Linked DNA regions of Mus musculus: regions 1, 3 and 4 are each linked to region 2. The links are chromatin loops, found by intact Hi-C in ENCODE. Cell type or tissue: left cerebral cortex. All regions are shown on one strand. Region 1 overlaps Sphkap (SPHK1 interactor, AKAP domain containing). Region 2 has its middle 170 kb from the start of Sphkap. Region 3 holds the start of Sphkap (SPHK1 interactor, AKAP domain containing). Region 4 has its middle 97 kb from the start of Sphkap.

Evidence for each region. Hi-C counts contacts between places; a loop is a spot of excess contacts. Peaks named below come from ENCODE experiments on the same cell type or tissue, not always from the same donor. Only the 100,000 strongest peaks of a DNase experiment are listed, where the experiment ranks them.
Region 1: it touches region 2 in a loop (2.9-fold over the local background); 2 of 42 quality-filtered maps call a loop at or near these places.
Region 3: it touches region 2 in a loop (3-fold over the local background); 2 of 42 quality-filtered maps call a loop at or near these places.
Region 4: it touches region 2 in a loop (2.7-fold over the local background); 2 of 42 quality-filtered maps call a loop at or near these places.

What each region holds. Positions count from the first base shown.
Region 1 is chr1:83,391,950-83,399,949 of GRCm38, forward strand. All of the region lies in intron 1 of Sphkap (SPHK1 interactor, AKAP domain containing), which reads right to left. Among named protein-coding and RNA genes, the nearest start is that of Sphkap, 12 kb to the right of the region's middle. In left cerebral cortex, no CTCF peak of the experiment used is centred here; DNase peaks (open chromatin) are centred at 3,352, 3,814 and 4,524; H3K27ac peaks cover 514 bases.
Region 2 is chr1:83,578,230-83,586,229 of GRCm38, forward strand. No RefSeq gene overlaps it. Among named protein-coding and RNA genes, the nearest start is that of Sphkap, 170 kb to the left of the region's middle. In left cerebral cortex, a CTCF peak has its summit at 4,960; a DNase peak (open chromatin) is centred at 5,006; H3K27ac peaks cover 512 bases.
Region 3 is chr1:83,403,522-83,411,521 of GRCm38, forward strand. It overlaps Sphkap (SPHK1 interactor, AKAP domain containing), which reads right to left and starts at 4,679. Exons shown (of 12, transcript NM_001356547.1): 1 at 4,459-4,679. The coding sequence starts at 4,486. In left cerebral cortex, CTCF peaks have their summits at 3,813 (motif pointing right), 4,668 and 4,904; DNase peaks (open chromatin) are centred at 3,130, 3,617, 3,776 and 4,644; H3K4me3 peaks cover 3,318 bases; H3K27ac peaks cover 3,052 bases.
Region 4 is chr1:83,501,248-83,509,247 of GRCm38, forward strand. No RefSeq gene overlaps it. Among named protein-coding and RNA genes, the nearest start is that of Sphkap, 97 kb to the left of the region's middle. In left cerebral cortex, no CTCF peak of the experiment used is centred here; a DNase peak (open chromatin) is centred at 4,352.

The sequences.
Region 1 (8,000 bases), 190 kb before region 2:
ACTACAGAAGGGCAGTAGATATCTTGTCTAAGTTTGATAATTGTGTTATTTAAAAGGAAAAGAGCACCAGCCATGAAAGTAGGCATCAAATTTTAATTACGGATGGGTTTTACTTGAAGTATAGTTGTATAGCCTGATGCTCTGTGCTTAAGACCAATGTAGAAATGCCAGGGGACAGCAGCATGTCAGACATGGTGGAGCAAATTATGATAGAGAAGCTTGCAAAAGGCCAGGGAGTCTGCAGCAGGGTGAGCAACACACACAGACTTGTTTATTATGGGACAATTATCTAGAGAATTTAATCAGCATTGCTGAGCAGTGTTGGCCATATATCTAAACTTCTTCTACTCACTGCTCAAACTGGCTACTAATAGTTTTCATCTGTTTTTCTCTCTTACAGACCTGAGAAAGAAATGTGAAAGCATACACACACAGACACACAGATACAGAGACACAGAGACAGACACACAGAAACGCACACACACATATCACACTATACCACACACATCACACACACACCACACAAACCACACACACACACATACACACACACACACACACACACACACACACACACACACACACCACACCACACCAAACACACAGACACAATACAGGGACAAACACAAAGACACATACCACTTATACATACCACACCACACATGGACATAATATACACTCACACAAAGACATATAGCACACACACACACCACCATACAAACACATACACAGCATACACTCATCACAAACATACATAACACATTATACATACCAAACACCCAGACAAACCACAAAAACACACAAACACATAGACAGATACACACTCACATACCTCATACCATACATACACACATATACATATATCACACACACACACACACACACACACACACACATACACGATTGCAATTGGAATTTACCTCTTTCCGGTCTACCTCTGTAATTTTATTCTATGTTAAGAAGGCTAAGAGACCAATTACAAACAGATGTTGTACAAGTGGTTAAATGGGCCACGAGTTGGCACTATTCTAGAGTCATCCGTTTATCCTAAAGAATCTCATCTCTCTGATACATTCAGCCTAGAATCATATTTCTGCTCTCGTCACCCTACTTCTACATGAGCTTTGGAATCTATCCACAGCTGCTGGTCATCCATATGCACTTTTTGTTTTCTATCTATTGAAATTCAACTTATTTTCATCTGATCTGCTTTCTTCCCCCTCCCCCACAAAGGAATTTAGGAATTTCAGTTGTTTTTGTTTTTGTTGTTGTTGTTTGTTTTGTTTTTTGACATTAAAAACAAGCCCAGATATCCCAAACCAAAGATAAGTTGGATTGATCTTCGACCCTTTTCTCTTTATCTTGAATATTTACTCTGTTATGAAAATCTTCCAGTTCAGCTAAGTATGATTTGCTTTCCATCCCATTCTTTACATTTTCATTATCCCTGTGAATATACAACCCATCCTCCTGTATTCTAGATGACAAAAACAAGACCGAAGTATGGAATAAAGTTTGAGGGGAGGGATTAAATGAAAATCATACATTATTAAAGTCATTGAAGTGGGGATGGAGACCAGAATGAAGTCTAAAATCAACTGTGCACAGGACAGGAGAGTCTCTTAATAGCAGGAGTACTGAGTAGAGGGCTTGCTCAGGAGCCATATAGAAAGGGAAAACACATTTTCTAACATTTCCATGAGCTGACATGGTTTTACACTTTGGTATAAGACACTCATAAATATTAGCTTCCTGCTTTCCTACAGATACTCAGAGAAGCAAGCTCTCTCTCAATCTCTCTCTCTCTCTCTCTCTCTCTCTCTCTCTCTCTCTTGTTTACATTTCAAAGATATGGCTCCTTGGTCCTTCAGGAAGACAGTTCTGTTATGTAAACTGCCAAGAGACTTTGAAAATGATTCATTGCTCAAAAGATCAGAGACTGAATCACAAATTGGAAAAAAAAATGTAAAGACATTACTCTAGGAAATTAGAGTTCTTGGACTATCTAACGTCAGTTTTTAAAAAACCTATGGTAAAGTTACTTGCTTTGAGAATCAAACTAAGACTTTCTTAGTCAATTGCACACATGGGGCTTCCTCCCTTCTTCTCTATTCTTATTTCAGATTATAGGGAACTAAAGACTATGCTCTTGTGCAATTTTTGCTACATTAGTACCACAATTTCCTTATATGATAGACTATAAACCAGCAGTTCTCAAACTGTGTGTCATGACTCTTTTGCCTAAGACCATCAGAAAACAACAGATATTTATATTACAATTAATAACAGTAGCAAATTACATTTATGAAGTAGCAACAATGAAAATAATTTTATGGTTGGGACTCACCACATCATAAAGAACCAACCATATTAAAAGGTCACAGGCATTAGGAATATTGAGAACCACTGCTTTAAATAGGCTCTGTATAAATATACACATATAGTTTCCATGACATTTTTTCATTTAGTGTGACAATACAGCCTCCAAGAGCATCTAACTAAAACCCTAACACCAGGTTTGAGATTTCTCTTTTGAATTTTTGGCCAGGTTGGCTCAAGAGACTTCTAAAATATTACAGACTACCTATTACCTCTGGTTGTCTTCCAGAGATAGTAGGTAAGTCCTGATTGCTGTAGACACCAAGCACTTCAAAAACAGGGCTCAGAGACCCCTGAGCTGGACAAGAGCCGAATGATTCCTCCCTTCACAGTACCAGAAAGCACCATGCAAGCTTTCCAAAGGAGGAAGGGCATTCCTATCTAGCTATGATGCTTATGCACCACATCAATGACCAGCATGGGAGGACAGACACTGAGTTGTCTCAATCTTAGAACAAGAATTTTCACCCATGACTTGCATTTCACCATCAATGAACCATGAAAACTTCACGAGAAATTTTCCCTGAAGCATAGATATGCAAGACATTAAAGCATGTTTACAAAGTACTTTTGATTATGATGGGTGGTCTTACCAAGTGGGTTCCACGCTTTTGTGCTAAGGATTTTATAGTTAAAATGCCTTGTTAATTGGGTTACAGGTATGGTGCTAAATATAAAAATGTTAATAGGGTTTTAGCACATACTCCTTCAGGAATTTATCTCATGAACAACAATGGTGGCCTTGTGGAGGAAATCAACATAAGTCAGAAAATATTTAGAAATATTTAGAACATTCAGCTTTCTCTATGAACCAACCCTTGTACAATCTAAAGTCAACCCACATTCTAGGCTGTCATTGTCTGCCTCTAAGCAGAGGACTCTACACAAGTAGACCCAGAACAGAAAAATGCCTTGTGTGCTTGCCATTCTGTTATACATACATTAACAATTCAAAATACGAAGTGGGAGAGTGCTGGTGACTTCATGATATAGGTGCTAATTTGTAGAAAAGACTCTTTTACATTTGAATTACACTCAGTCAAATCAATTAGATCCACATGTATGAGCCTTTAATCTTAAGATATATCTCTATTTCAACTTGAACAAGACTGTCAGTTTGGCCATTTTTATTACATTTTATTTGTGCATCCACTCAAAGCTGTCAATATCTAGTGGAAAGGATATGATGAAGTGAGTTCTTTACTGTTAACATCAATCCCAAGGAGTATAAAGCACACCTGTAATGCATCTTGCTATAGTAATTTGACCTAAAAAAAAAATGAGATAGCCAGAGCACAGAGGTTGGTAGGGAAGCCAGCCCTACTTAGAGAAAGTGTCATGAGGGGGTAGTGAAAACCTAGGAAAGAGAGACTTTTTGTTCCAGAAGAAGCTGACTCACTAGTACTGCACTCCAAATGGAACAGATCTTGGTGTCCCACTTTCAAAGTGAGCCGAGAGGCAGCTGCCTGCCAGTGAGCATCTGGGAATCGGCAGCCACACCAGGAAGCGACAGTAGAAAAGGTTTACAGTAAGCTTCAGAATCACACATGACCCTCGAGAGGGCAGTAGCTCTTTCGTTATAAAAGAGAGAGTTCTAAGAACACAAAGAAAATAGTGTTGAGCACTTGGTAAATATTAAGGGAAACACTGTTGTGTATGATGACACTGTATGTATGATGTATTTCCAGTAGTCAACTGACCAATTCCCTACCTTACAGGCACATGTGTTGTGGCAGTCTTCCTGGAGAGATGCAACACACACACACACACACACACACACACACACACACACACTCACACCTACCTAATCACCCCAGAGAGAGTCTATGGCAGACAAAATAATGGTGCACCAATGTTGAAATTTGTCAACTGGCAAGTTTTCCATTGGCTTATCAAAAGGTGTATGAGTGATGGAGTATTTACAAGGAATAGGAATAACTTAAAAGTGGCTACATCATTGAAAAGCCCACCCAAACATAGGTGATGATGCCTGCAAACCTAGGGCTCTCTCTGCATTTCCATGCAATGCTATAGTCTGAACAAACCTCCTCTCACACTTTGGCTGCTCAAAGTTTCCACCCCCAGCACTGTTCACAACATTTTATGCTGTTGGGAAGGGACCTCAAGAATCTTCCAAGGCAATGTTTTCCAGGACATGGTGATCTTCCTTCACTTGCTGGTACCGCTTCAAGTTTGTAAGCCTCCTCTTTCATCCAGGAACAGATGTTTCAATTCAGTGCCTGACAATGCTCCATTTGTACATTGTAAAATCATTTCTCCACTCTTCGAATCATCTACCTACTCTCTTTCTTCCTTTCCTCCCTCATCTCCTCCTCCTTTTCTCTTTTGCCCTATTCTCTTATATTACAGAAATGAAGCTATTACCAAGACAACTAGCTGTACCAATCTATAATAAGCATGAAAGGTCAACATGTATCCAGGCAGGTATAGGAATACTCAGCACCTTCCTTGCTACAAGCATTGAGAATGTGATAATATGTCAACTGACATCTTGAAGAAGAACCATCCTGGTTGCCTTCTCATCTTTTTGTGTGAGAAATATTACAACTTCCTGGGTATCTGTTTCTAGTGTTTCCTGATATCTTTTTATATCTTGAACAACAACAACAACACCCCCCCCCAAAAAAAAACCAAAACCAAAACAAACAAACAAACCTCAAATGGCCTTTTAATGTCACCACTCTTGAATAGACCTGGGGATCCTGTGATTTTTTTTTTTTTTTTTTTTTTTTTTTTTTTTTTTAGCAGTCTGCTCTACCAAGCTCTGCTCTCAAGTATTATGCTACTGAAATGGCTTCTCAAACCAGTGTTCTTTTATCTGCAGCACAGGCTAGTTAATGCAGTAAATGTGAAGTTTAGGGTTTAATGTCATTATTTTTCTTAAAATATAGAATTGGACAAAATTACACCATGTGGCTATATGTCAAAAAGAAACCCGAGAACAGTCTCACCCTATACTTAGGAAGACAGCTAATTCTATTCCCTAATAAGCTGCTAAATAACAAGACCACTTCAGTGAGCATATTTCAAAGAAGGACTTCAACAGTGCTCCATGTATAGCATTCATGTATTTGAGTAGTCCTTGAGAATTTGATGGCTAGAGCTCTACTACACTTAATGACTCATTTGTGATATTAGAAGAACAAATGGTGCTGTCTCTTTACTTTAATAAAGACGGAAAGAAAAAGGAGGGAGAAAGAGAAGAGAAAAATGAAAAAAATTCATGCAGCATTTCAAATGTCAAATTTTAGTTCAATTACTGCCCATGGGAGGCATGAGAGTGATATCCCTAAGAAACTTGGTGACTAGTCCTTAGAAGCCACAAGTATGTTATTTTCTGGGGCAAAGAAGGATTAAGGTTTAAAATGGAATTAATTAGATGGCCTTAGTATACAAAGATTACACTGGATTATCTAGGATGCAGTATTATTAATAGTATAAGAGGGAGGCCGAAGAGAAGGTCAGATATCAGAGGTTAAGAGTCAGAGGGATGTTATATGACCTCAACACACAAGAACTGCTAGATTTTCAGATGGAGTTGGTAGCTATGGGGCTTGATGTATAGCAGCCTATAGAAATTAGAAGGACCCAGTTCCTTTAGTACAATCTCCATGAAAGGATGTGTCCTGTTGACACTTATGCTCATTCCAAGATGCAGCAGGCTTCTGAACTGTGAGGTAACAAAGATAAGTGTTGTTTTAAACCTAACTGCTTTGAAAAGCAGTACAATTTATTATTTTTTAAATGAATTTGAGTATCTGAAACCATGGCGGCTGTTCTATGAAATTTAAATAACTAGTTCAATAAATTGGCTATTTGTTGTATATTTAAAATGAAAGGAATAAAAGGAAATTGTTATAGTGTGGATGTGAAATGTCCCACATAGAAAAATATATTTGAACAGTTGGTACTCAGCTGGTGGAGCCCTTCTGGAAGGCTGGGCAACCTTTAGAAGATAACTAGCTTTAGAGCTGGGTGAGGGCAGGCCTTGAGATGTAAGTATCTATACAATCCTTATCCACTCTCTGTTTCCTGGCTGTTAATTCAACAAAATGGCTGAGCATTTCATATTCCTTCCCCTATGCCTTCCTCAATAAGATATATAATATATCTTTGTTATAGTAGCACTGGACACCTAAAACTATGTCTTACTTATCAACTATCTACCTCAGACTTGGGTGGGGAACTAACATTCCAAGCTTCTCAAAAGAATTAAAAAAAAAAAAAAAAAAGAAAATACTTCCAAGGGATAAAAACAACCAACAGAACCAAGTATGATAGAATTGTTGGAACTGTTGAAAATTAAATAGTAATTATCATTTGAATGGCTGTGGCAGACCAAGTGGACAGTGTGGAAACTCACATGAAAGCTGTATGATGAAAGCAAATGGAAATTCTAAGTCAGTGAAATATTGGCCTTTGTCAGTCACCAACTGAATTACCTCCACTAAGGGAAGGTTGAGGTTGGAGGCAAAGCAAGAAATAGACTAAGGTAGGAAGTAGATTTGAAGACGTCATCTTGAACCTTTTCTAAGTTAATAATGTCAGCAAATTATAGACCTAAGAAGTTTAGAGACTATCACCAGAGTAATATGATAGAGATGCTATCTCACTCCTTGGCTCATTATATTCAAATTGCTCAAAACAAGACAAAGAAAATCTTGAAAGTAGAGGGGACAAAAGATAGGTCACATGGAAATTAATAATGCTGTGATGAGAACAGCAAAATGGAGAGAGTTGATTCAGATGGAGATATATGACAAAGGACTAGATGCACTGGTCAGAGATAAACATGCTACAGCAGGCTGTGGAGGAGAAAGGAGCATGACAAGGAGAACCAAAAGCTGATATTTCCCATTGTTGGTTTGGAGTTAATAGTCTGAGAAGCCAGCACCCTGCACACCACCGGGGAGAGGTGTCTCTATCATGAGAAAAGTGCGCTGCTCAGTTTGGTGCAGTCTCCCAAGGTGGGAAGGCTATAATGAAACACCAAGTGGCAAAGATAAAGAGGCATGGTAGGTCTTCTGCATCCCCTCAGAGCCCTAGTTATTGAAAAGACTGGCAGCCCCTAGCCCCAATGTATATACACCTGAAGAGGATGTTATAAAAGACAACTCAGGAGGAGGGAGTAATTATACCCCAAATTTTATTTTGATTATTGATTTTTATATTATTTAATAATATACATTTTTAAAATTTTTAATAAAAATATTTGTATATAAGACCTGAAATGTTGAAACTGCTTGCAGGAGCCAAAACCAAAACCAAAAAGCCATCAATGTACTCATAGACAAGAACTTTTTGAAAAGGACTCTAATAGCACAAATAATTATGATAATAATGAACAAATTAGATTAAATTAAATTTAAAACCTCCAAGGCAAAGAAACAAACACCAGAATGAACAGAGCACTTACAGAATATTGAAAATATCTTTGTCCATATACAGCAGATATGTTTTTAATGTTTAAAATATATAAAACTGCAAAACTTAAATACAGAAAACAAAATTTTGCAACCCATGAATGGGTCTAATAAACTCAACAGAGTGTTTTCAAAAGAAAAAACACAAATGGCTAATAAATTTTTGGGAAATGTTCA
Region 2 (8,000 bases):
CACTTTAGTCTTCGTTCTTGAGTTTCATGTGTTTTACAAATTGTATCTTGTACCTTGTATTGTTGTCTAAATAATACTTTTGTTAATTACTTAAGATTATCATACAATGTATGTTTTTCACCATAGTCAACTTTTTCCATAACCATTATATCCACTCTTATCGCCCAACCCACCCAACTTTGATTTTTCTTTATTTATTCCCTATCCAGTACAGTTTATATTGCCTACCAACTCTTAGAAATGAGGCCTGATTTGGATAGCAGTTGATCTACAAGAGTCCACTCCAATAAGTAAAGTTGACAATATCTACCACATATTTGCGCGTGTGTGTCCATGTCATTTATTTTATGAATTACTTGTTACTTCCCAAGAGAAGAGTAATCACAGATATATTGAAGAAAGATATGCAAGAATTGTTCCAAGAAACAATTGAGGAATCTCAAGCATAGAATAGGTAGTCTTCATAGCTCAAAAATATATAAGGGGGAGAGGCACTAATGACAATATGACTTCTCTGTCCAGGCTGTAGTATAATATGTGATTTCATAGGGGCACCACTGAGCCACAATCTCTGTAAGCCTCTAGAAAGCCAGGAGACAATGACTTTAATCCCCTTAAGAAATTGTAGCTGATAAGACTTTAGTAGTAGTAGTAGTAGTATTTACTATTATTATTACTTTATTATTATTATTATTATTATTATTATTATTATTATTATTTTAAAGCTAGAAAGAAAGAAATTTCCCAGATGATTTTATTTGCCCTCTATATCCCTTTTATTATCTCCTTGTGTTTCTCCATGTTGAGAGCACTCCTGGTTCTCAAGAAGTGTTTCACAATCTAATTCTATGGGTCTTCGTATATCCCCTGTGATTATCCTGTCTCAGTAAGCTTTCAAACTTGTCAGTGTTTTTAGTTTTGGAAATTGTAAGGGAAATGAACAGCTAAAGACTAAAAATTAATAACACTTAAAAAGTCATAACTTGGAATTTCATCTATGAGGATACTGACAGGAATCCTACCTGGAATCCAAGTGGAGATTATGATCTAAGAATGTCATGGACTTCTCATGCAGCCTTGTATATATTTATTGGCTCCCTGCTGGAAAATAGCACCAGGCTTAGGTAACAGCAGAGACCATACTTATTTTTCTCCCTTGGCCAGATGGTAGATCATCCTGGGAAAAGGTGTGTTGTCTGTCACAACAACTGAGTCTGCTCTTCCATGAAAAATGATTCTACAAGCTCAGGACACTCTGTAGAGATCTCATGCTGTCACTCAGCAACTCAAATAATTAAAATTTTGTATTTACCCTGATTAGCACTATTGGGAATGTCAATTAAGAGCCATCGACTAGAGTCAAAGAAAAATGAGGAACTGATGGTAAAAAGGGAGCCATTTCTAATTGTTTTCTGACATAGTTAAATCTATCTTAAGAAAGTGTTGATGCTCAGAGAAATAAATAGCTCTTGAATATGCCCCAAAAGACAATAAAATGTGGCTGTCTGAGTTAAGAACACACATGCAGTTAAGTTGATAAAAAAATTTTCTTCTCAAGGATCAACAAAATTTACAAAACGAATATAATATATATGTATATATATATATATATATATATATATATATATATATATATATATATATATATGTAGAGAGAGAGAGTGAGAAAGAAGAGAGAGAAGAGAGAGAGAGAGAGAGAGAGAGAGAGAGAGAGAGAGAGAGAGAGAGAGAGAGATCATAGTTTTGAAAGCTTACTGAGACCGGAGAATCACAGGGGATAAATACAAGAAGTCTTACAAAACTAGATTGTGAAACATTTCTTGAGAACTAGAAGTGCTTTCAACATGAAGACACACAAGGAGATAAAGAAAGGGATTTAGAAGACAGATAAAATATGTAATATATTACATATAATATAAAATATTGTGTATACTTACATTTAATATGTATATAATCTTTATCTTTGTATGTAAGTATCTTCAATTTTGATGAGATTTCTAAGAGTAAAAACCAATGCCTTCCACCTGTGGAATTAACAGACCTGAGTTACACTTGTGATTTGTCTTTGTTTACATAACCCCTAGCAAATAGCTTCCATTCTGTGTCACCTGTGAATCGAGGGGTGATATTTAATAATCTTAGACTTGGGTCTAGAATGATGGTTGAATGGTTTAGTGGGCTTTCTTACTCTTGCAAAGACCAGAGTTCAATTTCCTGCACCTGTTCATGTTGTTGGGTGGCTCCTGACTATCTGTAATTCCAGCTCTTGGAAAGCTGATACCCTCTTTTAGCTTTCACAAGCACCTTCTCACATGTGGATTTACACACACTGACATATAATTTAAAACTAAAACATTAAATCAACCACTAAGCACTAATGCTGAGACTGAACTGGATAAGCCTGGAGCACAATCTATAAGTTAATACAATAACAAATGAAACTAGTACTCTCAAAAGTAGAAAAATAATTACTCTTTTTCTTATATGTATCTTCTGCTTTTGTGGATTTTCTTAAAATTATAGATGATGTTTCTGAGAAAATTATCTAAAGTTGTCTAATGACTTACTGGTTATAACAAGCAGTGGGTATCCAGCTGGTGGGGCACAAGGTCGTCCAGAAGAAAATGGTGAAAGAGGAAGACTGGATTGTCTGTGTGGACTCAGAAAAGTCACAGAAGTGATGACTAGGGAAGTGTCTGGATCAAGGGACACCCCCAATAGAGGCAAAGGTTTCCAGCCTGGGCTGGAGTCCATCTCCCTCTTGGCCTCACTCTGTTAAGGCACCATGGTTGCAGGGCATGGAATGACAGGGAAAGAGACAAACATGTAGCTCTCCCAGGAGCTGGCCATAAAGGGATGTGTGGGCTCCTCAGCTTCCCTTGAGCAGAGTGGTGAGCGCCAGGGCTGCAGCTGTACTTGTAATATCTTTTAATATATGTGGTGTGTTGCCATTTAGCTGCTGTCAAGCTGTAGATTCCAGAGTAGAAGCCATTTTTACTGAAAAGGGCAATGGAATAAACTGTAACTTCATGTTCCAGGCATCCTTACCAGTGAGGTACCACATATTTTTATCGACCATTTTGTTGAAGAGTTCATAATTTTTAGCTGAGAAATAGATCAAGCATGCTTTGTGTTAGACTATCACTTCCCTAAACAATTAATGGAGAATGAAATAGGTCTTTATGAAAACCTGTAATAAAAAATGGACAGTGAACTTACAATACAATGTTTCAGGAAACTCTTGAAATATATTATGGCCACCACCATCATAATTTACCAATATCTGTATCTGTCTCTGTCTCTCTATCACTCCTTTCTTCAAACTCCATTATAGCATCAAGATAGTCTCAAAAAAAAAAAAAAAGCTCTGTTAGTCCTAAGACTTTTAATTATGCTATGCTGACAACTATGAAAGACAATACCTGGCCTAGAGACCCATTAAGACCCCTCCTACACTTTTGCAACAGAAAGTAGAGTAATGAGAGAAGCTGCCAAAAGTAGCCTCACACTTGCCAGTATAGAGAAGTGATTTTCTGAGTGGTTAGATGGTGTCGTGAACTGAGTGTACCCATGTGTATGTTGAAGCTCTCAGTCCCTACAGGATTATGTTGGAGGTAGGACATTGAAGGGATCAGAGGTTATTGGAAGTCACAAGTTTTGATCCTAATCCAATGGACTGATGCCTTTATGAAAAGAGTGCTCTCTTTCTGTCTGCCACCAGAGAAACAGCAAAATGGCAGCCATTTGCAAGTCACAGAAAGAGTCCTTAGCAGTAACCAATGGGCTAGCCACAACTTTGTACATCTGAACTGTGACAAACTGAGAAAATAGAGCTGTGCTGTTCAATGGATATAGAACATGGTGTTTTGCTTGTTTTTCATCAGACCAAGCATAGTAGGGTAAGTGGTAACTTAGTTCATTTTATATTATTAAACCAAATGCAAGTCCCATGATGTACTCTATAAACTAAAGAGGTTTGTTTAACACAATTTTTTATTTGGTTGTTTTTGGCTTTTGGAGACAAAGTCTCTTTTAGCCCCCTCTAGCTTTAAACTCTCTATATGAAGCTGAACTCTAGATTCTCTTGACTCTGCCTTCAAAATGTTGCCTTCAAAATGTTGTAATTGTAAAATGGTGTGCCACCATGCCTGGCCACTCAAAGTTTTGGAGACCAAAAGATAGAAAACAGACTATGTTGATGATCATCTGTGTGCAGTATTCTGGCAGATGGTACCATATAGCCGGAGCTAAAAGGAGAGATCACTTGGAGAAGTAGATAATGAAGATGATGTAGCTGTCTCATTTCCTTATTTTAGTGCAACTCCATCCTTACAGGGAGGGATGGGATTGGGATCCAATCACTCTCTAGAGATTCAAGACATTTTATAGACCAGCAGTAGTCAATATATACCAGTGGTCAGTCAGAAGCCAACCACCTATCCCTGGGCCAATATCCTTTGAGTAGGAACAATACCTTCAGAACACATACCTGGGTTGGCCTCATCATAATAAGTGGTGAATGAGAGTTGGACAACAGGGTTTAGTTCAGTGTCAGAGTATTAGCTGTGACAATATGACCCTTGGATGGTTGTGTCAAACTACGATGTACAATGTCAAACTACTGACACATTTTTATGAAATGCAAGTGACTAAGGACAGATTGTCATTGTTTTCCTGGCTGCTCGCTCACTTCTTCCAACGTCACACTTCCTCTACTTTCAAAGCTAACTCTGACATTTAGGGCTATGACTTCCACCTACTGACCTTGAGCTTGGTTGTGTCTCAGAACTGAGTGGACTCTCCTTCCATGAATAACTCGTTCTCCCTCACAAGCCTTTCATGGCTCTTGCTACACCAGTTTCCAGGCCCCCTTTCTTTATATGGATGCCTGACAACCTCAGTTCTGTTCCGGAAAATGTTTTTGGAAAACGCTCTCAGAACTTGGTGGCCAGGCTGTACATATTGTTAGTCATGTTCCCTTAGCAGCCACCCACAGAAATGCTATGTTTCTACAGAGAGCTGTGTCTGTGCTATGTTTGAAGCTGCCCCTCATGGCTCTACAAAGAACAGCTGGTGTCACCCGAGATGCCAAGTTTCAACCCAAGCCAGCATTGTGCCTAGTGTGGCATTTTTACATCCTAAAAAAATATAACAAAATGATCAAGCCATGAAAGCTAAAATATCCACCACCATGTGTTTACATAGAAGCAAGGTGATTAAAACATATTGAAAAGATGCAAAATTACATCGGTGACTGAATTGTCTACACCATGAAAATCTCTCAAAATGGGGGGGGGGGTGCCCTCACCTCTGTGAGGTTTCTCTTTCTAAATTTGACATGTTTCCCTCATTGGTCATTGTGTCCATTCTTTAACTCACAATTTAGCAAAAGTTACAGGAATTCAAAAAAATTCTGGGTATTTGAACTTTGTCTTTAAAAGTTAGCAAACATCTTAGGAGATTGATAAAGTTTTATTGGTAGACATCTCTTGATTCTAGCTACAGCACTGAACTTTTCCCAGTTGTGGGCATCTACTTGATATAAGAGAACAACTGATCTCACACACACATACACACACACACACACACACACACACACACACACACACACACACACACACACACAATGGAAACAGAATAAAAGGATATAGCCAGAGACCATATCTTCTCAGTGGACAAATAGAAGGAATGATTTGTCCTATGGCCTCTCCTATCCAAAATCAAAGTGAAGGGGACAGGGTAACTATCAAGGGTAGACCATATCAGTTGCATCAACACCCAGACACTGGATTATTTAGAAATAATATATATAGCAACAGAGGCTTTTTATGAATTTTGGAAGGTATATTGTGGGCCTAAGTACCAGAAGTTTTCCACGGAGACCTCTATCCAGGCCGGGTAGCAAGGCCCCAGTGAGGGAAGTGAGTGCAGGCAGGGAGACAGACAAGCCTCTGCTAAGCCTTTGGAGAGAAGATGTCTTCCCAAGTGTTACAGCTCTTGGAACAAAAGGGTCAGACAAAGGAATAGTTCTCACCTTCCTTTAATCCCCTGCATGGCTCTCCTATATACAGTCCTGGCAGTGATTTAGAGTTTGACAGCAAGCCCCTCTCATTGGATTGGGCTAAGAGTTTGAGGGAAACCTTATTTGCTTGTGAGAGGGCTTGGTGCTGTTCCTAAGTGGCCGATAGCCACATCTCTCCTGTGGGGGTTGTGGGGGCAGGAACACCGACAGGAGCCAGGGTCCAGGAGACATGAGAGAACTCCTTCCGTCCCATGTAAGTGCATTATCACTACTGGGTCCTGGGGTTCAAAATCTAGCCTAGACTGGAAACCAGGCTGTCTGCACGTAGCCCATTGCCCCACAGTATGTAGTGAATATGTCTTCAAATGTTGCTTATTCTGCATCTCTGTATTTTCTCAACGTCTGCACTATGAGGATTAGGGTTTTTGCAAGCCCTACCCCATGTATATTATGTTTGATTCAGGTTTTTAGAATATCTCATTTTATTTCTTTGTATGTCAAGCCTAGTGATTTTCATCAATCTATTGTTGTGCATTGAACTGTACATTCTCCCGGGAAGTCCTAATCTCTACAAATTCAGTTGGCAATTACGTTTTAAAATAGGATCTTTAACACAGCAATGAAGCTAAAATAAATTAGTTGCTCTGTATAATGCTACTTATATGTATTTGGGCAGACAGACCATTAGGTATTAAAAGCCAGTTGGGGTGCTTTTCCCTGGGAAAAACTGTTTCTCCCACCTTCAGCAACCTTTAGCTGTCTGTAGTTCTTTGTGTAAAGTAGAGGACTGATGGTCCTCCATCCAGTCTAGCATTAAGTTACCTCCCCCAGCCTAGCATCTCTATTGCTATTGCCCTTGTTCAACTCATGTTTAAGCTTTATGTTGGTGAAGTTTTATAGGTGTAGCCTCTAAAATTACCAGTAGATACAATCTTATCATAAACTCTCTGATCCTCTGGCTGTTACAATCTGCCTACCCCAGCATTTGCAGCATTCCCTGAGCCTTAGGGGTAGGAGTGGAGGTGTAGGACTTGTTTGTATAGACATACACATAACAGCACAATGAAACAAAATTAGATCATGAATTTGAAAGAAAGAATGCACGGTAGATGGAGGTCTTGGTGAGGTGAAAGGGAAGAGGGAATTATGAATTGTATTATAATCTCAAAAAAAAAGCAAGAAAAAAAGGGACGAAAATGAGTCAATAATGTCTATACCACAGTCTGAGTTGCAGCCCTCTAACAGGAGAGATATCAGTGTGCAGAGAAAAGACCAGGGGAAGGGAGTTATCTGAAGAACAAGTAAAGAGGCTCAGTTGAAGCCAAACTTGTCAATACTTTGACTGTGCAAGTCAAGCCTCTATAACTTTGAGAAGATAAGTTGCTACGACTTAGTGCTCAGTCTGGGGCATTTTCTGCTGTATTTTGCCATGGTGGCCCTAGACAATACTATATCTGTGCTCTCCAGCTCAGTAACTCTATCTCTCACTACACCTATCAATTATTAAAGCTTTCAGTTAAATTTTTTAGCTTATTTTAGGCTTCTGGTTCCAGAAATTAAATCTGGAGTAAATGTATCCATATTTACTTACATGAAAGGAGTACTTTCCACCATTTCATATTCTATGTCTGACCATTGTAGCACCAATGAGATACTGCAATGAGCCTAGCATCTTCATTTTCTCCATGTTATTAGTGTTCTGTTTTACCCATTGTTTATTATCATAATCTAACCAAAATATCACACGTAGAGAATTGTGATAGGAAGGTTCTCTCCCACCAAGGAGAATATTTTTGTAAAATGTAATTCATAATAAGCACATAGCCATGATCTCATTGAAAGTTACTAATAAATGTTTTCTTCAAACTTGTAAGGGCAGAAATCTCTAATAAAAGTCTAACTCCATCAGTATTGGTCACAAACCTGGCTTTGTTTCCCTAACAACAGAACACTGAAAATTCTACCTAGAAACTTATTT
Region 3 (8,000 bases), 170 kb before region 2:
CTTTGTAAAGAGGACATAGAAATGAAGCTATGACCCTGCATTTCTGTCTTTCTATGAATTCGAAAACCTATAAACATTTACTAAAATATATTATTGGGCGGCTTTAGCTTAGTATGCAGTTTGGAGTTGTTTTGGTACTTTAAAAGTAGGGTCCCCCCCCCTTGGTCCTAACAATATGAGTGATGTGTTGCTAAATTAAACTTTAGGTTGAGTAAAATAAAAATGACAAGACAATGAAATCAATAACACACCACACAAATATATATGAATATCCCCACAAATATACAAGCATATAAATGCAACAAACACACATACAAACATATATGTTTGCACACACATGCACACACCCAAACACATATATTTCAAAATAAACTTTTGGGTTCTTCTTCAAAGGCCCATATAAAAAGTATGTGATTAAAATAGAATCCAGCATTCTATAAACAAAAAGAACAACTCTATATAGTATAAAAATGTAAATGAATATTGAGAAAGAGAATAACTCTTCAACTTCCAATTCTAGCTCAAATGTGGCATAGATAAAAAATGATTTTTGCTCTTCTCTTGCTCTTGCTCTCTCCGCCTTTCCCCCCTCTCTCCCCATTCCCCTCCCTGCTCTGTGCTCATGGCTGACCTCTACTCCTCTCTCTCTCTCTCTCTCTCTCTCTCTCTCTGCCTTTCTCTGTCTCTATTTAACCCCCTCCCCATGCCCTAAATAAACTCTATTGAAATGTTTTGTTTGTAACTTTTTTTTAAAAGGGCATTTCAAGGCTTGTGCTTTGAAGATCATCTTGCATCCCGGCTGCCCCTATATGTCTGAGAATGATGTTACCATTATGGCCAGGCCATCATTTCTTCTCTCCTATAAAAAACAACTGTGATTTCATAGCCAATACAAGAAAGAAAAAAAAAAAGGCTAGACTTGAAGCCAAAGGACTTTGAGGTGTCCTAGGTGTCATGTATGTGGACTTTTAAATCTGGTATTTACTTTATTTAATTTCCTTTTGCTTCAAAGGTATTGCTAGCAAGTAGAAGTAATATCTGCTATAATTAACTCCCAGGGATGCAATGATCAAATAATCTAATATATGAAATGACACTTAATAAATTCTAAATGTGATTCTGTACACAGTTGCTTATGTAGATGATATTGACTTTCGTCTGTAAAGGGTAGCTGTGGTGCAGGAATAACAGCTACAAGAATCACTTAAGAGAGAACCTCGATTCTTTTTTTTTTCCAAACACCTAATTATGTGATTTAGGGAAATAAACTTCATAAAACAAATAAGTGAATAAGTGTTTCCAAAACTTTTAGCTGTAAAAGTAGCCAAACCGAAGCAAAAGCCTTCATTTTCTTTTAAACATTTTATTTCTACCAGACTACTAGCCAGAAAAGAGCATGAAATTCTGGGTTTATAATACATCTGCTGCAAAGGATATTGATTTCTCTAGTGCCTGATTTTCTTCCTGGAGACATTTTCGGGCTTCTCTTTGCAGAGGTTTTTAAAAGTCTTTGCCCCAGTACAGGGGAACGCCAGGGCCAAAAAGGGGGAGTGGGTGGGAAGGGGAGTGGGGGTGGGTGGGTATGGGGGACTTTTGCTATAGCATTGGAAATGTAAATGAGCTAAATACCTAATAAAAAATGGAAAAGAAAAAAAAAGTCTTTAATCTGCTTCATACAACTTATATATTTGAAAATTAAAATCATCACAGTGAAAATAAGGTGAAACTTTTGCAAATACAAGGTTAATAGATTATAATATCTCGTAGAACTGTCAACATTTTCATTGTTAAAAAGCCATGTTTTAAAGTTACCAAATTATTAATCAAATTCTGGTCTGAGATGATACACCACAGAGTATTGCTGGATTAGTGTCCCAGTTATATTCTGTTTTACCTGAAATCACCAAGCAAGTAAAAAAATTCTAACAGCACAAAATATCCTATAATTAAACCATTTCCCCGAAATCTTGTTGTTTTTTCTGCTCATTACTGAATAGATGTCTAAATTATTTTATCTTACTTAAACGAAATGCTGTTATTTTAATCACTGACTTAACTTTATTAAATACTGAGAGTGTTTCTGATCTGCACAATATATGCTTGATCTATAATGATTTGTTATTACTTGATCATTTTGCCACTTTCTCAAAAACACTTGTGTAGAATATCCAACTGCCAGTTCTTCAAAACTCAAGCTTGCCTAAATAAGTCTAGTGATTAATACAAGGCATACAGGTATCAGTTCAAATTCTAATTCTGCTTTCACATATATGTGGAAAGTTAATTCCCATGGCCTCTCATGAGATCTGATGAGAGAGAAATTGGGATTCTTACCTGCACTAAAGCAAAGAAATGAACAAAGATGCTCCAAGAGATGAGACTATTATTCTGACTTAGGGGAGAGGCGATGTTTCTTGGTAAGTAAGTGGTAATAGTCAGAAGGTTTATTTCTGGAGATATGCTATCAAGATTCAGATGTGGGCCTTCAATTAGTTTGCTTGCTCTTTATAAAGCCACCTCTGTCGCCACCCCATAAAAGATCTCAGTAAGTTATCGGAATGCTTTATTTCTAATCCTTTAGGAAATGTTCCAGGATTAGATGGAAATTGAGTCAGGATTGAGCCACACTCCTGACGATCTGAAAAGATAGCTTTAAAGTAAACAATTCGTTATGAAAAACACCTTTTAAAAAGATTTTTTTAATTTTTAATTTTTATTTTTTGGAATTGGGGGACTACTTAGTTCACCATTTCAGTTTGTAGGAATGGGGGTAGAAACTGAAGATGGGACTTAGGGCCTCATGTATGCAAGGCTGGATGGAGCTTTATAAATGAGCTGTATCCTTAGCCCTGAACACTTCAATTCAAAGAAGCATTTCTCCAGACAGTAAACAGCAAACCTCTAGCTCAACTTTTAAAACGTTGTTGAACTTTTACCTACATCGACAACAATGGTTAATTTTAAGGCTTTTAAAATCTTCCCTCCCATAGCTCTATACTTGCTTTTCCAGACATGAGGCTGAAATAGAGAGACTCAGTGTTCATCTGTTCCCATTTGAGCCAGAGAGCTAGAGCCTCACTTAGGCTCCAGGCATTGTATAGAAACCTCAAAGTCCTTTGCTAGATTTACAGAGGTGGGTGATGGATGGGACGCTGGGGAGACTAGTTCTATCACACAACACGAACACTTGCAGATATAGATGGAAGGCTCTGATCCTTTGAAAGGCAATATGTAACCTGCTGTACCCCCAGCCTTATCCCAGCTCTCCCTCTATCTTGGCTACTGTCTGTGAGCCTTAGCCTGTGAGTATTGGGTCTTCCTATGTTCCTATGCAACCCAAGAATTCTAGCTCAACTTGTTTATTTCAGTGCTTGACAGTGTCAGCTGAAAACTACCTTAGTTTTTTGGGGTTGGTTGGGGTGGGGTGAGTTGGGGTGGGGAGATAAGAAGTAAGAGCCTAAAAGATTAGCCCTGAGCCTCGGTGGAGTTGAAAGGTGGGCCTGTGGGATCTCAGCATGGCAGCCCAGGCTGCAGCATTCAACAGTACTAGGAGCTCTAGGTGTGAACTGCGAATGCTCAGTTTCCTGCTGGGCAGAGAGCACAAAGGGCTCAAAGCTACCTGCTCAGTTGGGCACCTGAGAGATAGACTCGGTTCAACCCGGATATTTTTTAGGGAGAAGAACAAAAGTCATAGAGTACTGAATTCTCCAGCTGGGTCCGGAGTAGAGCAGAACAGGAGGAAAGAGAGAGGAAACACAAGACCAAACAACAAAACATTGTAACCACGTCTTTCAGGTGGCTGGACTTACCGGTCTGGGGAAGGGACTCAGACACTAGGTGGAACTAGCGCTTCAGAGATGCTAAAGGACCAAAGAGGTCTCCTCTGCCCAGGATTACAGGTGGGCTCAGGTTAGTGCCAGTGAGAGATCTAAGAGATCTCCCCCTCCCCAAGCCTACAAGACCTTGTAGCTCACTCCAAAGCCCCAAACACTAACCCAGGTTAAGGTCAACAGAACTGGAGGTAAATCAGCTTTGGTCTTGATCCCTCAGGTCTCTGTTCTCCACCTTGGAACGCATTCCAAGTCAAGGCGCAAAACTGCTCCAGGTAATATAACACTAAAAGCCCGATTCCCCAGATACCTCGCCTGGCAGAGGAGACCTCACCACCACTACCCGCCCCCAGCCCCCCCTCCCCCAGCCTTAGAGGCAGGCACCTGGCTCCAGCACACAGGCCCCACCCAGCCGGGCGCCCAGTGGGGTAGCTAACAGAATTGAAGCCCCCACCCCTCACCCCCACCTCTCAAGGGCCGATCCCAAGGATCAGTCGTGCAGGAACTTGACTTCTCCGTGGGAATCTCTAAGGAGAGCAAAGGGTGGAAAGCAACTTTGCCTATGATCTCTAGTGCCCAGCGGAGTTTGAGAGACATCACATTAGGCATATGGAGAAGCGAGTCTTACCTTTGCACAGAAAGCCGGGAGTTGACATCCATGGTTGACCGCAGGCAGAGAAAAGCTGACAGCGCAGGCGAAGGCTAAGAAGCCTGAGCGCCCTGCGCGAGGACAGAGACGTGCAGGCTGGAGCAGCAGTGACTGAGACCCGCAGCGGAGATTGATGCTCGCTCCTCCCTGGCCACCAAGCGCTGCAGAGATGTCCTGGTGGCGCCTCCTGTGGTCTGCTCAGATCTTGAAAACTGCTGGCTGGACTTGACCCTTCAGCCTAATTCCCGCCTCCCTCCCAGGTCTCGGGGGACTGACTGCCTTCTGTGCCTTTCGCTGTTGCTCCCTGCTCACTCCCCTCCCCTTAGTCCAGTCCCGCCCCTTGCTTTCTCTGGTGAACACCAAGTCTCAGCCCTGAAGTTGTTCATCCACTTGGCTGCATTTACAGGCTCACTTCTGGCAGTTCTGGCTTCCCGCTGCCCCTACTGGTGGCACACACATCCCCTTGAAGACCCTCTATTTGTCCTCTACAACAAAACAGGAGGTGCAGGCGTGGTCACTTGTGTCAATGTATCCAGCTCCTTTGCTTTCTTCTAAGCCTCTGTCCTGTTTTAACTCTCTCCTGTCTCCATGTAACTCATTTTCCTTAAATGGGACACCATCATCTCTCACCTGTTTGACCCTATGAGGAGATAAAAGTTTCAAAAACTCGCGACAGTGGCCATCCTTCTGAGGCAGCTTTCAGAACCGAAGGCAAGATTTACTGATGCTCTATTGTCTGCTCAGCATCTCTTTGAGCAGAAACAGACTTTTTTTTTAAAGAAAGAAATCAAGACACTGATGATAGCAACTCTCTGTTAAAAAGAGGGCATGGAACCTTGTGCCCTTTCTTTTTGAATTGAAAAGCAAACTAAAAATGAATACCCTGAGACTTCCAGGAATGGGAAGATGAGATAAATAAAATTTCCCCTTTTGCTTCTTGCAAGTCTAACTAGGACTCTCCATATTATGAATTGTATATAGAAAAATTCTGGCAGAAGCAAGGAGAACAACTAGGGGCCTGACCATGCAAAGAATGTAGTGGGGGTCTCTAGCCAAATGACAGAAACAGCCTAGACAGGCAGAAAATGCACAGATACCTGCTTCATGATGGCTGAATGTTAGAGGAGAAAATCCCACTCTAAACTGTAACACCAAAGGCTATGGGGGAAGTTCATATTCCAGTGTCCTGAGCTGGAAGGATGCAAGTCACTCGTAGGGTCAATTGTGCAAGAAAGACTAAGCATGGATCAGGACTTTCATCCCTTCCAGGAAGAAGCAATTGACATCTCCACAAATTGGCACCAATAGAGGGTTCTCCTAACCAGCCACAATACCACCCAGATAGATGTTATGAGAGCAAAGAAGGTGGGGAGATTTTGAGCTCTGTATAGCCCTTAGAGAACCTTGGTGGCAATTTAGAGGAGGCCTAAAGCTCAGAAGTAATGAGGTCATGTAGCAGCCTTGGTGCACATCTTTGGAGACATAGCCACAGAGCTATCAGTTAGACCAGAAAGGAACTACCTAGCAAGGCTGAGGTGTGGACCACTATCCCTTCAGAAGTAATCTGGGAGCCTAATAAGCTAATGTACTGGCAGTAATAGAGCAGCATTGTCCTGCCTGCTTTGACCTGCAAGAAGCTAGCTAAAGCAATTAAGTAAGACTCAGGCTTCAGACATATTATCCTAAGTCATCAGGTTTGTGAGGACATTATGTATCAGGCTAATAACTAATAAAAACACACAAAGCAATTAGTAGGAACCCTGAACTGACATGACAGAGATGTTAAAACAATCCTTCACATTTTTATAAACAGGTATTATAAAAGTAGAGTTGGTCTCTTGTATCAGCAATTTCCACATCTGTGAGGACATCTAATGTTTGGTAAAATGATTTGAAAAGGCAGGTCAGGTTTGCCTGAGTATCCTCAGATTTGGAACAATATCCTGGGGCAGAAAGCCAAACTCAGTATGCAAATTTAAAATAATTGAAATCACATAATGGGGAAAAAAAAAAGAAGAAGCAAAATCAAGAACAGAAGAAACACTGGCTGGCAAGCCATCCTACAGGCTTACATTTTTAGGCTTGCTCAGGCCCCTGTATGAGTGGCAGGCCAGCATGGGCTTCATCATGAGATGCAGAACAAGATCTCATTTCAAAGCAAAACAGCAAACCAGCAAAGACCAAGCAAACTCTCCCCTATACACTTCAAAATATAGGGACCAAAGAGGAGGGTATCTAAAGAAAACTTTAAAAAATACTTTAAGTTCAATGTGTATTTCATCTCCTAGAAACTATTAAGCAGGCCTGATTGGAAGTTACTTTGCACCAAATGAATATGTAAGAAAAGTACCAATTGGTGATGTAACCTTCTTTCTCAAGGATGCAGAGAGAAAAGCAGTGTAAAATAATGCCAAACCAAGAAGGCCATGGGTCTCGGAAGGAGCAGTTCGGGAAAGAAAGTATTTGACTTGCAATAGCAATAGTGCCAAACTGACATTGATACTGGGGACCCATGGAAAAAACAACATGCTGGAGAATGCTTTGAATCTCACTGGTAGCAAGAGACAAATAAATCCTTAAGTCATTGTCTGATCTCCAAACTCACTTGTACTCCTGAGCATGTGCACGTATGCACAAAGCCGCATACAATTAACCAAGATCAGAAAGCAATGAAGTTGATTATGGGATGGATCCCTGGGTATGGCAGCCTCTAGATGGTCCATCCTTTCGTCTCAGCGCCAAACTTTGTCTCTATAACTCCTTCCATGGGTGTTTTGTTCCCAATTCTAAGAAGGGGCAAAGTGTCCACACTTTGGTCTTCGTTCTTCTTGAGTTTCATGTGTTTTGCAATTTGTATCTTGAATCTTGGGTATTCTAAGTTTCTGGGCTAATATCCACTTATCAGTGAGTACATATCATGTGAGTTCTTTTGTGATTGGGTTACCTCACTCAGGATGATGTCGTCCAGGTCCATCCATTTGCTACACCAGCAAGATTTTGCTGAAAGGACCCTGATATAGCTGTCTCTTGTGAGGCTATGCCGGGGCCTGGCAAACACAGAAGTGGATGCTCACAGTCAGCTATTGGATGGAACACAGGGCCCCCAATGGAGGAACTAGAGAAAGTACCCAAGGAGCTAAAGGGGTCTTCAACCCTATAGGTAGAACAACAATATGAACTAACCAGTACCCCCCGGAGCTCGTGTCTCTAGCTGCATATGTATCAGAAGATGGCCTAGTTGGCCATCATTGGGAAGAGAGGCCCCTTGGTCTTGCAAACTTTATATGCCTCAGTACAGGGGAACACCAGGGCCAAGAAGTGGGAGTGGGTGGTTAAAGGAGTGGGTGGGGGCAGAGTCTGGGGGACTTTTGGGATAGCATTTGAAATGTAAATGAAGAAAATACCTAATTAAAAAATAAATTAAAAAAAGAAATCAAAGAAGTTTAATGATGGTGGTAGTGGTGGTGATGATGATGATGAGTGAAATAAAGAGTTGCATTTTTCGCAAGGTTCAATAAATT
Region 4 (8,000 bases), 77 kb before region 2:
GCAATCTGCAAATTCATCTGGAATAACAAACAACCTAGAATAGCAAAAACTCTTCTCAAGGATAAAAGAACCTCTGGTGGAATCACCATGCCTGACCTAAGCTGTACTACAGAGCAATTGTGATTTAAAAACTGCATGGTACTGGTATAGCAACAGGCAAGTAGACCAGTAGAATAGAATTGAAGACCCAGAAATGAACCCACACACCTATGGTCACTTGATCTTTGACAAGGAAGCAAAAACCACCCAGTGGAAAAAAGACAGCATTTTCAACAAATGGTGCTGGCACAACTGGTGGTTATTATGTAGAAGAATGCAAATTGATCCATTCCAATCTCCTTGTACTAAGGTCAAATCTAAGTGGATTAAGGAACTCCACATAAAACTAGAGACACTGAAACTTATAGTGGAGAAAGTGGGGAAAAGTCTCGAAGATATAGGTACAGGGGTAAAATTCCTGAATAGCACAGCAATGGCTTGTGATGTAAGATAGAGAATTGACAAATGGTACCTCATAAAATTGCAAAGCTTCTGTACCTTTGTTCTTAATGGCAATCAAATGACAGAGAGTAGCTGGTTTGGGGAAATTAAAATCAACCAGGAAACAAGAGCTCTCCGCAGGACATATGAGAATCAGTACTCACTTGATGCATGAAGGGAAGTAGCTTCTTCCTGTAGCCAAGTTATTGTTGAAATATTTCTCCAAGGTGCAATACTGTCAATTATCTTTTAAAGTCATTTTGCCAACTGAGGATGATATTAGAGGAACTAGTGACTATCTTAATCTTCACAGAGTAGGTTTTATGAGATAGGGAAAGCTTTCATTCTCACTGCTAAATTCATACCTTGATGTGTTCTGGCGATTTCCTTAGAGCCCAAGTACTGGGTATGGGGATCAGTACAATTTAGGGTTTGGAGAAAACCTGGGAAGGGAGATGTCAGAGGGGGTGGTGGTTTACTTGAGGAATAGTCTCCATAGGCTCAGTCTTTTGAACATTTGTTCGCCCATAGTGATGCTGTCTTGGCAGGAATAGGAGATGCAGCCTTGTTGGAGGAAGTACATCACTGGGGTTGGGCTTTGAGAGTTCATAGACTTACCCTAAACCTGTGGATTCATGTTTCTTCTAAAGATGAGATCTGTTGATTCCCGCTCCTGCCACCATGCCTACTTCTTGGTGCAATACTTTCCTGCTGTGATAGACTCCTACAAGCCTGCCACCATAGCCAACAATAAACTCTTTCCTCTACATATTTACTTGGTCAAGGTGTTTTATCACAGCAGCAGCAAAGTAGCTAAAACAGAAGGCAGCATGTCATGGTTACCCAGAGAGAGCTTTACCACTCTATTGGTTAGGTTATTATTATTATTATTATTATTATTATTATTATTATTATTATTATGTATTTTCCTCAATTACATTTCCAATGCTATCCCAAAAGTCCCCCCCCTGTCCCCTACCCACCCATTCCCATTTTTTGACCCTGGCGTTCCCCTGTACTGGGGCATATAAAGTTTGCCTGTCCAATGGGCATCTTTTTCCAGTGATGGCCGACTAGGTCATCTTTTGATACATATGCAGCTGGAGTTTTTTCCCTTGCCACTCAGCCATGGGTGAATTATAAAACCAACACATTTACAGCAAAGTGGTTCCTTAACCTACTGCCATTGCTGTACACAGACAATGGAGGTTTGTGTGTCTTCTTCCTATATTTCAAGCTAGAATTTCACATATCTAGAAACTTTCTGCCTGCTGCAGATGTGTGTGTGTGTATAGATATAGATATCTCAACATATCGAGAAACTGAAACACACGACTAAATTTTTCTTTTTATGTATTTATATTTAGTACTTTTTATTAAATATTTTCCTCATTTACACTTTAAATGCTATTACCTTTCTCCGTTTCCCCTCTGAAAATCCCCATCTCCTCTTGCCTACCCCTGCTCACCAACCCACACACTCCAGCATCCTGGCCCTGGCATTCCCCTATACTGGGGCATAGAACCTTCACAGGACCAAGGGCCTCTCCTCCCATTGATGACCGACTAGGCCATCCTTGAGCCATGAGTCTGTCACACCTTGTATTTTCTTTGGTTGGTGGTTTAGTTCTTGGGAGCTCTGGGGTTACTTGTTGGTTCATATTGTTGTTCCTCCTGTGGGGCTGCAAACCCTTTCAGCTCCTTGAGTACTTTCTCTAGCTCTTTCATTGGGGACACTGTGCTCCATCCAATGGATGTCTGTGAGCATTCACTTCTCCTTGTGAGTATTAGTCAGGAACTGGCAGAGCTTCTCAGGAGACAGTTATATCAGGCTCCTGTCACCAAGCTCTTGTTGGCATCCACAATAGTGTCTGGGTTTGGTGGTTGTATATGGGATGGATCCCCAGATGCAGCAGTCTCTGGATGGTCATTCCTTCAGTCTCTGCTTCACACTTTGTGTCTGTTAACTCCTTCCATGGGTATTTTGTACCCAATTCTAAGAAGAATGGAAGTATCCACACTTTGGCCTTCCTTCTTCTTAAGTTTCATGCATTTTGGGAATTATGCTTTGTTTTCTTCTTGAGAAATACAATGCAAGTGATTTCTATCAATGTAATACACTTCAAGGGAATTGAGGGCCCAGAGATGTGAAAAAGATAATAAAGGAATCACTGACTTCATTTTCTCAATGGTTTTGTTCTAAGAGGCAACAACTATTTCTCACAGATGCTCACTCCATCTTGACATCTAGGTCTGAATGAAGATTGGGAAAACAGATTCCTATTTGAATGGCATGTAGGAGTCCAAGAGCTTTGATGAGAAAAGAAAAAATTATGGGGGAAAAGTTATTTTATCACTCTCTACCCTCCTTTGAATGACTCTGTCTGATCAATTCCCTGTCAATGTGTTGTGACTGTTTGGGCACACAGCACTGACTGTACAAACTGTTAAATAAGATCAACATTTTGAATGGCTCCAGGTTTATTACAGTTGGAATTAGGATCAGTGTGAACAATTTGTGACTTGCTATGAAAAGTATGGGAACAGTAGGTGCCCTGACCAGAGGCCAGCTCACCAAGTTGCTGATCTACTGAATTACATGTACATGAACAGATATCTATGCAAGCAGTGGGGTATTTTTTTCTACCACCTACTCATTGAATTTAAAGTGTCCTAGGTATGAAATATATAAACCAACTTATTTCTCTTCTATTCATTGACACTAAATATATATTATTTGGTCTTCAAATCATATAGATTAAAATTTTACTTACTTTTTATGAAATGTGGATACTTGTGTGTGTGTGCGTGCACGCAAAACACTTATCAGTTGAACAAAGATAGGGCCCTATGAAGGATGGTTTTGCTTACACACCCAGAAATTGACATTCAGATCTTATAATAAAATTCAGGACAGGAGAAATGGCTTTAAACTTTTGATGCCATAATATAAAAAACTGTTTCTATTAAAAGTATAAGTTCTTGTGCCCTGTGGGAAAGCTGTGCACTGTGGTCACAGAGGTAACTTTGGGTATAGAAGATCTTCTTTGGTAATGAGGAACCTACCTGAATTCTAAAGTGTCGAGAAATCCATCTTGCTTTCTTACTATGCTTCAGTCCAGTTGAGAGGCCTCAGCGAGTTCAGGCTGGTATCCTCTCCTCTGGCTCAGAGTCTAACTGGATGTTGATGAGTGACTATCTTCTAACAGGAACTGCTTTAAGAGTCTCATACGTATTAAGTGATTTAACACCCATCAAAACACTGACATAGCCATAATTATTAATTCGTATTTAACTCCGAGAAACTGAGGCTTAAACAGGCCAGAAACATACCAGAGTTGCCAGTGTTAGTGGCAAGAGAGTTAGGTTCAAACCCAGGCAGTCTGGCTGAAGATACTGGGATCAGATGCTGGGTTTTGCCTAAATAGGAGCAATGAATTAGACTTTTCTATTGTTTAACTAGCTTAATTTATTGTCATTGCATTGGGAGGGGGAGGGAAATAAGCTTCTTTTTTTTTAAAGAAAATGTTTGAGGAGAAGCTATTTTCTTTTTTCTCTTTTTATTTTTCTCCTTTTACCATTCCCATCATCATTGTCCTTCTATGTCCTAAGTATGATATTTAGGGGAAAAAATTAAAGGTGGTGTCTTTAAAATGATAATATTTTAGCATCTTGAATGCAGACTCTGGTTATATTTGCCATTCCAAATCCTTGTGAGAGGTTTAGTCCAACTCTCAGTGAAATAAATGATGGAAGCATGAACCACTGCCCGTTAGTGGACCAGGTAATTTTGAGTGCACAGGCATTGCAGGGTCCTGGTGACAGATGGGATCGCCTTGGGCAGCAGTTGCTAGGCATAGTCTTCTCTCTCCACACCTCCATCTGTCAGCACAAGTGTGTTACTATTTTGGGATTCAGTTTATCCATTTGCAGAGCAAATTTCAAGCTTGTTCTTAAGGTTAAAATAAAACCTGCAACTCCCTGGACTTCCTTTTTCAACATTGTGTTCTTTTTCTTCCCTACTAGATAGAAAAATAGGGGGATGGGAAAAGAATTATATACTTTAGAGATGTTAGGGTTTGCTCAGGATTTGTGATAAAATATTAAAATGTAATATTACCATGAAATAATTAAAAGGAAAATAGCAACAGCACACTATCTGCACATATGTATCCAAACAATCAGATATATGCAAGAAACATGCCAATTTCTAATGAAATATTGGGTAATAATCCTCAGGTATGAGAGTCCAAAATCAAAACAGAAAAACTGTCAGTTCTTACCACAATTAAAATGTTACTGTAAAGCCAAAATTTGAACTTAGAGAGAATATTTTAAAATTAGTTTTTTAACTAAAATATTTTTTTCACAATTGAATAGATAGCTTATTGGTTAGATTAACTATATTCTCAGTTAAGTAAAGTATAGACAAATAAATGAATAAGATCCTAATTTATTCATGCCTTGTTAATCTGTTAAGAGTGAGGTTTACTCTCAGAAAAAATAAGAAAGTTCAAAGGATTTAACATTATCTTTGCCACCTAAGGAACCAAGAAAGACTGCTTTACTTTTGCCTAAAATGTTCAAATTGTTCTTCCTTTTGAATTAACAAATACAATGAAGTTTTGTTGTAAATACAAAGAGTAATGCTTGGTGCAAAAATCATTTGCTGAGCAGGCACCAGAACAGAATTTAGATGCTTGACAGCCATACAGACACCAGGCAGGCCTGGTTGACCTGTGTTCGAATGTGTAGGCAGCAGAGTTCCCCCAGGGATGTTTGGTTAGCCAGACTAGCTGAATCAGAAAGTTCCAGGCTCAATGAGAAAGTATACTTCAATGAGAAAATCAAGAACAATCAAGACAACCAATGTCAAACTTTCGCCTCCCCATATGGCCATGTAGATGGTTCTGCCCACAGACATGAACCTGAGTACTATTAACATGCACACACACACACACACACACACACACACACACACACATGACTCACACATGGTAAATACAGCCAGTAAAGCTGACAGGTTAAGACCTAAGGATAAGTCACTGCTCTTTTTCAGGAGGTCGTGGCATTGGCACTTGCTATGCTAGTGACTTTCATCAATGGGGCTTTCTAGAAATAAGTGGTTCTCCAAAAGTACTTAATGCTTTTTTGGGTCTCTCTCACTGAAAGTCCCTCCCACAGTCTACGAATAGAGGTCTAATAACCCTCTCCATAAAATTCTTCCAGATTGCTTCATGATTCGTAAACTTGACCTTCTATTTCTAAATCTCACCAAGACCAATTTCAAATGGGGACTGTTGCTATTATAACATTGGACTGGTTGAGCAAGAACACACTGAGCTAGAGGTATAAGGTGAAAAGTGTGTGAAGGGGAGGGGAAAGGAAGCAGGACAGGATAGAGTGTGATGCTGATCTGACAAATACATCCTGATAGTGGTGGATATGGTGGATAGAAGTGGAACGGCTTGGGAAGTCTTTCTGTGTTAAAGCATTGGCTAGCTGTTCTCCCAAAGAGCTTATTGAACTAAAGCTGCGAAGGCCGCAGATGTGTGCATTTGACAGATTGTTTCTTGAAGAGAGATACCAAAGTTGTATCTCATGAGCCCTACACTTACAACCTTCTGATTTGTGTTTGCCATTATTATTTGTACCACCTGTGTCTGATGAATTCACCAGGTATGGTAGGTTAAAAACTTGACCCCCTCTGTACATGTCCATATCAGAGTTTCCTAAACTTGTGAATATGTATACAGAGATGTTGCAGACATGAGTTAAGAGTATTGTGAAAGTAGAATAAGTTACTTGCTTATCTGCAAAACAGTAAGAAAATGAATCATCCTTGAGTATTATAGAAGGAACACAACTTTGTTAAGTTCATAACTGTAAGGCCTCGGAAATGCAAGAAAATGAGACCACAATAAATGTATTTCCTGAGGCTCTAAATGCATTATGATTAGAGCATTAACAGAAACTGAGTATACACTACCTGTTTCCTTTACTCACCTGTGTGTAGGTAGAAAGGAAAATTTACATATTTTTCCAACAGGCTATTTTAAGCATCTATTACAGCACTAGGCAGTTTTAGAAACATGAGTTTCTAATAGCACATTAAAGAAAATTTCTGCCACTATGCAGTTTCCATCTTGCAGGGAGATTAACATGTGACCTTTCTCTAAACAGGTGCTATTGGAATAATTTGTCAAATCAAGAGCATGCCCACCCACAACTTAGACAAACCTTTTGCATGGAATGTATTCTTAATAAAAAACCTCCCTATGGAGTGATATTTATATAAGGGACTCTCCAAAATGGTGATCAAATATGTGGCATGCTTTAGTTTTCTGCATGAAGCATCCTCCATGAGATCTTATGATGGCTGTCTTCTGAATACGTATGGTATGAGTTTGATGTCTCCATCAAAATCTTAAATTGAGGCCTAATCTGCATTGTGGTGTCATTAGCAGGTAGGGCCTCTCTGTAGAGGATGATGTAAGGCTCATTGCCCAGTAAATGACAGCATATAAATGCACTAGTTTCTCAACCCCATCATTCTTCTTTAATCATTGAACTTATTCCGAGCCACCTTTGAATGTATGTAGTCCAGTATATTGGCCATTCTTCTTCTCTAATGTAATATCTTTGAGATCCAGCTTTTGATCCAGCTTTTTTTAATGCATCATTTGTTGTTGTATGTTCTGTAGCTTTCATGATCATTGCTTTATAGTATGTGTATATCAGAAACTTCTATTTGTAGCTTTAGTGACAGGTACATGGATAGGATCCAGTTTGAGGTTTTATGAATAAAGATAACATAATTCTTTCTGTAAAAAAAAAAATCAACCAACCAGACAACCCCCTCCCCCCCAGAGCTCACAGGGACTAAACCATCAACCTTAGAGTACACATGGAGGGACTCATGGCTGCAGCCACATATGTAGCAGAAGATTGCCTTGTCTGGCATCAATGGGAGAAGAGGACCTTGGTCCTGTGAAGGCTCAATGCCCCAATGTAGGGTAATGTCAGGGCAATGAGGTGGGAGTGGGCAGATGGGAAAAGGAGCCCCCTCATAGAAGCAGAGGGAGAGGGAGGGAAGGGGAGGTCAAGAGGGAAACTGGGAAAGGGGAATAATCTTTGAAATGTAAATACATAAAAATATCCAACTGAAAGAAGCTGAGGAGAAGGGTGATCCTGTAAGAGGGCCAGCAGCCTCAACTATTCTGAACCTTTGTGATCTCTCAAACTGGACCACCAAACAGACAGCATATACCAGTTGATATGAGGCCCTCATCACATACAGTAGAGGACTTCCAGGTCTGTGTTCATCAGATACACCTAACTCTCAAGAGACTGGAGGCCCCAGGGAATTTAGAGGTCAGGTTAAGTAAAGAGTGGGGACATCCATGTGGAGACAGGGATGTGGAGAGGAGGTGTAGGATGTGGAACAATTGGAGGGTGGATGGAAGACAGAATAAAATATGGAGTGAAATAAATAAATAAATAAATATCCCCTTAAAAAA